Linked DNA regions of Homo sapiens: region 2 is linked to region 1. The links are chromatin contacts, found by Hi-C in ENCODE. All regions are on one chromosome and are shown on one strand. The core of a region is the stretch at or near the end of the contact, and the rest is flanking DNA. Distances in the headings are between cores, read along the strand shown.

Region 1 (3,466 bases), core at 10-2,509:
CTGGTGGCACACAGTAGAGTGGGCTGGAAGCCTTGGGATGGACCCTACACTCATATAGTCCGGGCCTGGGCAGCAGGCTTCCAGGGACTTGGGGAGGGCCAGAGCAGGGCAGTAAAGGCGATGACCCATGTGTGGCAATGCTAGCTCCTCTGCCCTCTGCTGTCGCCGCTGGGGGCTGTCAGAGGATTCAGGAGTGACTCTAGGCTGTCCTCAGATGAAGTGGCCTGCCCAAGAGTGCAGCCCTGGGTCCTGCTCCCAAGGTGCCCCTGTCCCAGCCTGACCTGGTGTGACGGTGGTGCGTCTGGGGATGGTGGGGGAATGACTCACTGGCTGGGAGCCTTGACTCAGAAGGAAGGAAGACCAGGGCTCAGTTCCAACTGCAACAACGTTTCTTGGTAGAAACCCCTGTCTAAGCCAAGGCCTTTCTGGGTCCTCCTCTCCTAGGGTGAGGCTGGAGAGGGAGTGGGTGTGGGGGGAGGTGGAAGGCAGCGATGAGCCTGGAACTGGATGAAGAGTCTCTGCCCCTCGCTCAGGGCCTGAGGAGGTAACTCTGCTCAGTGAGTGCTGCAGTCCCTGGATCCCCGGCCTGCCTAGATGCTGTGAGACTGTGCGTGTTCACTGCGCCCCCTGGCAGGGCCTGCCGCCTCAGCACCTGCCACAGCCCTGCTCTTCCCCAGGACACTGGGACCAAGGGTGACTCAGAAAAAGGAGCAGGTGTGTATGTGTGTGTATGTGTAGGGGTGTGAGTGTGTGTGCGTGTGCATGTGTGTGTGTGTGGATGTGTGGGTGTCTGTGTGTAGCATCCTGTTTTGTGTGAGGCCGTTAATCTGATGGCCCAGTCTCACTCCAGTGTACAGAATCAAATCATAGAGTTCCTGAACCTCAGTTTACTCATCTGTATTTCAAAAAGCTTAGAGGCAATGATGGCTAAGGCCCTGTCTGGGTGAAACTGTAGAATCCTAAGGCTCCATAATTCCTGAGCCAGGGGTGGGGTGGAGGGGGATGGGAAGATCTTGAGTCCCTTGGAAAAGGCTCCCTCTAGTCAGCAGTGGAAATAAAGTCAAGCTTATATTTTATTTCTTGCCTCTGACAACCAGGAGGCCATGCCAGAGAGATACCATGTAAGGAATGAGAACGGCTGCCCCTGAGAATTAACCAGAGATCTTCTGCCCAGCCCCAGCCTCCCACCCCCAGAGAGCTAGTGACTCACTCCACCAGAATTCTCTCCTCCAGTTCTGGTATTTGCTTGGGGTTGGAGACTGGAAGCTATTGGCCCGTTGCAGAGCTGCTGTGGAAAAAGAAAGGGACAGGGAAGATGGGGTGGGAGGAAGAGTCCATTAAATGTGTAGAGTAAGTAGGAATTTATCTCCTATAGCTCAATTACCACAAGTCAATAGACTAATGATTATAATAGACTGAACTCTCTCCTTCCCTCACACCATACTGCTGTCCCCACAACACACTCTACCAAACTTTTCATTTGTTCACACATCAAATATTTTTGTGTTTTTGTTTGCTTGTCACCAGGCTGGAGTGCAGTGGTGGGGTCATGGCTCACTGCCCCCTCGACCTCTCGGGCTCAAATGATACTCCCACCTCAGGCTCCCGAGTAGCTGGGACTATAGGCATGCACCACGACACGCAGATAATTTTTTAATTTTTATTTTTTATAGAGACAGGGTCCCACTGTGTTGCCCAGGTTGGTCTCAAACTCCTGGGCTCAAGTGATCCTCCCACCTCGGCCTCCCAAAGTGCTGGGGTTACAGGCATGAGCCACCACACCTGGCATCAAATATTTGAGACCCTGCTATGGGACAGGTACCACCCTCAGAGAATGCCTCAAATTATGAACCATCATTACTAAGATCATCAGTGAGCATCTACATGCATCTATGCGTATATGCATATGTGTAGACATATTTATACATGCATGTGTACATACGTACATGCACATATTCATTCATGTCAGAACAGTTATTTAAAGCTAAGGTCATCACGGGCCATCAATGTTCCATATATGTAATACATTAAAAACTGGAGCTGCTCTGATTGAAGCCAGGAAGCTGCAGGAAGTTCTACTCTCTGCCTCCCCTTTCCCCACAGAGCCCCCCAAACCCTTTGGAAACCAGGTTTAATTGAGGCTGTGGACCATCATTGCTGTGGCCCTCCCTTGGCCTGGTTCCAAGGGAAACATATTTGCGGGACACTGTACTTCCTGTGGAAGACCCCTCTGCCAGCTGGGCCTTGAGGATTAGCTGAGCAAAATGAACATCACATGCAGAAGAAAAACAGGTCTTGGTCACTTAGGGTGTGAGAGTGGGCAGTGGGGTCCACGTGTTCCCTGTTCCCAGGCAAGGCCTGCAGATGCATTCCCAGGCTTCAGGCCCCTGCGCCTCCATCACTGCTGGAGAGAAAGGATGGGGACGGTGAACATCTGAATGTGCACACAGGCAGGGCCAGGAAGCATGAACGGAAAGGAAGCCCAAGGGCATGATGTGGGTGTGGGAGATGGACGCAGGGAGGGTCTGAATCCAGGACCCTAAATCCAAGGCCCAGCTAGCCCAGCCCTCTGTCTTTCTTTCTGTCTAGAAACAGTCCTAGATATTCCACTCCCTGCCAGGTCTCACAGTGGAACTCTTTCTTAGCAGCCAGGCTGTGGAGCACAGGTGACAATTACTACCTGGGGGCTTTCCTTCCTCAAGACCAGCTCCTTCAGCTCCTCTCTTTCCCTTACTCCATTTGTGAAAATGCCTTTGCAAAAATTATAACTGAGAAAATTATGACAGTGACAGAGATCTGACTTAACCAATCCCTCTTGCTTCTAACCTCCACCCTGTCTTTGTTCATTCCTGGGCGTAGGCTGAACTAACTTTGGGAGGAACTTAGTTTATAGTTTAGTTTGGAAACAAAGACGATAACAGCCCTTTCCCCAGACAAACCCCCTTCCTGCCTGGGGACAAGACTGCCTTTGCAGGACTAACAAATTAGCCGCAAGATTAGAAATTGTGGTTTAAGAGTCATGCAGCTGGAAGTTGCAAGATTCCGAACCTTCCCAAATTGCATCTTGAGGCTAACATCACTATTGTAAAGCCTAAGATCAGTGCTTGGGATATTTTGCAGACTCTGCGCTCAGAGGTTCAACTGGCACCACCTAGATTGATAAACTGGCTCATCTGGTCTTTTAGCCCCCACTCAGGAACTGACTCAGTGCAAGAGGACAGCTTTGACTCCCTATGAGTTCATCTCTGACCTGACCAATCAGCACTCCCCATTTTCCGAACCCCTTCTCAACAAATTATCTTTAAAAATCCTGATCCCCGAGTTTTCAGGGAGACTGATTTAAGTAATAATAAAATTCTGGTCTCCTGTACAGCCAGCTCTGTGTAAATTAAACTCTTTTTCTATCGCAATTCCCCTGTCTTGAGAAATCAGCTCAGTCTAGGCAGCAGGCAAGGAGAACCCTTCG
Region 2 (3,517 bases), core at 839-3,338, 480 kb before region 1:
TCACTCTAAAAATGTGGTCCTGTCTTCTTGGACCCAGACTGCAGCTAGCCCAGCAGCTCTCAAACCTGGCTGATCACCCAAATGACTCAGGGAGCATTTAGAAATACAGTTTCCCAGGCCATACTCCCAGATATTCTTAGTCAGTAGTTGTTTTGTCTTTTAAGCTCTTTGAGTGTTTCTGTTGATAGTGAGCCTTGGGAACCACTAATCTGTCTTCCCTTTTCTGAAAAAGGCAATCACTTTACTCTCCCAGTGCTACAGACATTCCATTTAATATCCATGCCAGTTTTGCCCTTGATAAATTGTGAGCCTGGGCATCACAGGCCATTATCAGATCACTTCTCTGATGATGAGGCTCCAAACTACCCCTGCAACTTCAATCTGACTGAGCTCTAGGCAGGAATTTCCAACTCCTTACAGGTCATCTCCATCTGGATGGTCATCCAGTACATCAAGCATATGACAAAACTTAACTCCTCATTCCTCTCTTCTCTACAAACCTGCTTCTCCTGCCTCCACTCCCCATCTCGCTTAACAGTACCACCATCCTCCCAATGAGCCAGAAGTGGAACCTGAAATCAAACTCCTTCTTTTTCACAAATCTCATCCCATCAGCCAATTCTGTTGGTTTTATCTCTGAAACTCCCTCCTCCTACCAGCACCGCCTGCATCCTAGTGCAGGCCTCAGGCTCTCCTACCGGACTACTGTAACAGCCATCTAACTTGTCTTCACGCCTTCAGATCTAGTTTTGTCAAACACAGGCTGAGACATGTCATCTCTCCTGAAAAAAATGTAATGGCTTCCGTCTGCCCCCAGGATGAGTGCCAGGCACCTTGGCATGGCACTCGGACCCGCAACGACACAATGCTGGCTCCTGTACCCCTCCCCCAGGAGATATTTTCATTTCTAAGCACATCAGGGCTGTGCCCTTCCAGGCCTCCATGCCTTTATCACATGTTCCTTCAGCCAGAATGCCCTTCCCTTCTCCTTTTCCCCAATGGGGCAAGTCTGAACCTGTGCTCCAGAACTTGCCTGAAGTTACATGCAACAGTCCTAAAACTACATACAAATATGTGATTTTTCTGGGGGAAAGGGTCCATAGCTTTCCACAGATTCTCCAAGGGGTGGAAATCCAAAATAATCTATAATCCAAAATAAGTTTAAAAACCGCTACATGATCTTTTTCCCAAAGTTCAAAGTTAGCTAAGTCTGTCTGTCTCATGCTCTCTTTCATTCTCAAACATATACAAGTCAATTCCCCAATCATAAATGATCACACTTTGTGCTGCTCCACTACTAAACCAGGTATATCTCTAGTACAGAATATACTTCCTTCCATATCAATATTGGAGTCATTTGTATTGACTGGCTTGGTTGTAAATGTCAGCTCCACAGCTTATTTACTATGTGACCTCAAGCAAATAACTTGACCTTGCTGGACCTCACTTTCCTCAGCAGCAAAATGGGCATAATTACAGTACCTATATTATTGGGTTGTTTTTGAGGAATAATCAAGATCGCACATCCTATAGCAATGGGAAAGTGCCTGGTATGTTAACTGCTCACACAGGTCAGCTTTTTAAGTTATTTTATGTCTGTTGTCCCCATCACATTCAAAGCACAGTGCAGGCCCTCAATAAATGATTTATGAATCCACATCTTCCTGAATCCCAGGGCTCATCCACTGCCACAGAAAAGCTGTTGGAAAGCATAACTTGGTAATACTTTCATGTTCTTTTCCTTCTACCTCCCTTATGACCAATTCTTGAGCCATCTTTAATTAGCTACTTTGTACCCGGATTGCACATGAGCTCACACCTTGTGCATACACTTTTGCATACCCCCCACACATTAAGCTTCCCAATCAAAATGCTGATGACGCTGGCCCTGCTATTCTCACAGGAACCAAACTATTTCAAAAATTCCCCATTACTCATCTGTTCTGAGCATTCCAGAATTAACCCTTGCTCTGCTATTGTCCATATTTTGTGCAGAAATCTTTTCTATCTCTTCAACTAACATTTGCCAACATAAAAAATAGGGCTTCTTCTTTCTCAATCTAAGATCATTAAATAAACATCTTCCTCTTTTTTTCCTTCTTTTTTTCTAGCCACTTCCTCCCACAGGAGAGGCCCTCAGGGCTTACAGGCTTAATCACCTACGTTCTCTGTTTGAACCATAATTCATCTCCCATAAGCATTTATTCAGCAAACATTACTGACACCTTCTATATTCCAGGCCTTGAAATACATCCTGTGATCGGTGGGGTCCCGGCTTTGGGAGCTTCTAGCCTGTTCTACCACATAGCTGTTTGTTTCACGCTTCTAACCAATTAACTTGAAATAACACCCTGAATCAGAGGTCCGAAAGAGGAAATCAAAGATGCCACATGATGTTCATATGGAGCTCCGAGAAGAACACTTTGCCAAGGCCTGGAGACCCTCCAGGGCTGGGAGTCTATGGCCATTTCCACACCAGGGCTCTGGGGCCTCCACTGACAAAGCCTACCTCCCTGATCCTCAAAGAGCTGTTATGAGAACATACTATCTTATAAAAGGATGATTCTGCAATTTTTTGACCAGTCCTCTGCATCCAGAGGAGTGTAGCGACCACAGGTTTCAGTCTCTTTGCTGTACTGACTAATCAATACATACTCCCACTTACTTGTGTGCACTCTCATTCTGATACCCCCTTGTCAGTTCTGCCACTACCTCATTTAAAAAGCCCTCTTTCCTCTTCTGACTTCTGCTCCTATGAAGTAAAGAAAGATGCAATCCTAAGTCCTATGCTGTCCTGGTGGGCAGGGCACAGGTCAGCAGCGGGGGAGGACTGACTAGAGACACCCTCCCCCTCATCTTCGCTGGTCCTCACAATTCAGGTCTCTGGGGCTGACCAGTAGTCCTGGTATCCCAGTAAGAAAGGGTCCTTCCTTGGAGCTGACCTAAGCAAGGATCCTGAAGACATCTGCTTGCAAAAGGAGAAAGTCAATAGTGGCCAGGAAGATGTCTGGAAGCAACAGCTCTGCCCAGACTGCTTATAGGATCCTAGGGCACTAGAATCTTCCAGACATCCTCCTGGCCACTACCGAGGCCAGGCTTGTGATCTGGGATCCTCTCCGCTATGTTATTTGAGATGATTTCTTCCTGCCAGCAACAGGCCAGGTGCCCTCGACCTTGGTAGCCAAGAATAGGCTTCAAAAGGCTAAGTGGAAGGTGACCATCTTCAAAGGGCTCTCAAACTTCTCAGAAAGCTTTGGCACACAGTCCTGACCTCAGGTCAGTTTCCTGCAAATGAACTTGAGATAGCTCCATGAGGGCAGGGACCATGTCTGTCTGGTTCACTACAGTATCCCTGACAACCCCTAGCACAGGGCTGGAATACAGCTGCGCTGGGGCTCAATACTGATTCACTGGATTTATGTATAACGGTCTCTACCAAGGAAGGAACAAAAGCTCAGTAGAAAAGTCCAAGATGTAGAGTCAGACAGCCCTGAATTTGAAACCTGCTAGCTATACC

What was found. Hi-C counts contacts between places; a loop is a spot of excess contacts on that map.
Region 2: a map of mammary epithelial cell shows a loop between it and region 1 (4-fold over the local background). The contact joins two enhancer-like sites. A Hi-C loop is called at or near these places in 1 of 168 maps with a recorded cell type or tissue (mammary epithelial cell).

What each region holds. Positions count from the first base shown.
Region 1 is chr11:12,284,909-12,288,374 of GRCh38, reverse strand. It overlaps a transcript of MICAL2 not described here. Among named protein-coding and RNA genes, the nearest start is that of PARVA, 91 kb to the left of the region's middle. Within about 2 kb of position 1,259, at least 23 of the 41 ENCODE cell types and tissues checked have a DNase peak (open chromatin) inside an H3K27ac peak, as active enhancers do; they include mammary epithelial cell, where a contact is called at or near this core.
Region 2 is chr11:12,768,567-12,772,083 of GRCh38, reverse strand. The region is part of intron 3 of TEAD1 (TEA domain transcription factor 1); the gene reads right to left. Among named protein-coding and RNA genes, the nearest start is that of TEAD1, 96 kb to the right of the region's middle. RefSeq lists a silencer at 1-282. Within about 2 kb of position 2,088, at least 7 of the 41 ENCODE cell types and tissues checked have a DNase peak (open chromatin) inside an H3K27ac peak, as active enhancers do; they include mammary epithelial cell, where a contact is called at or near this core.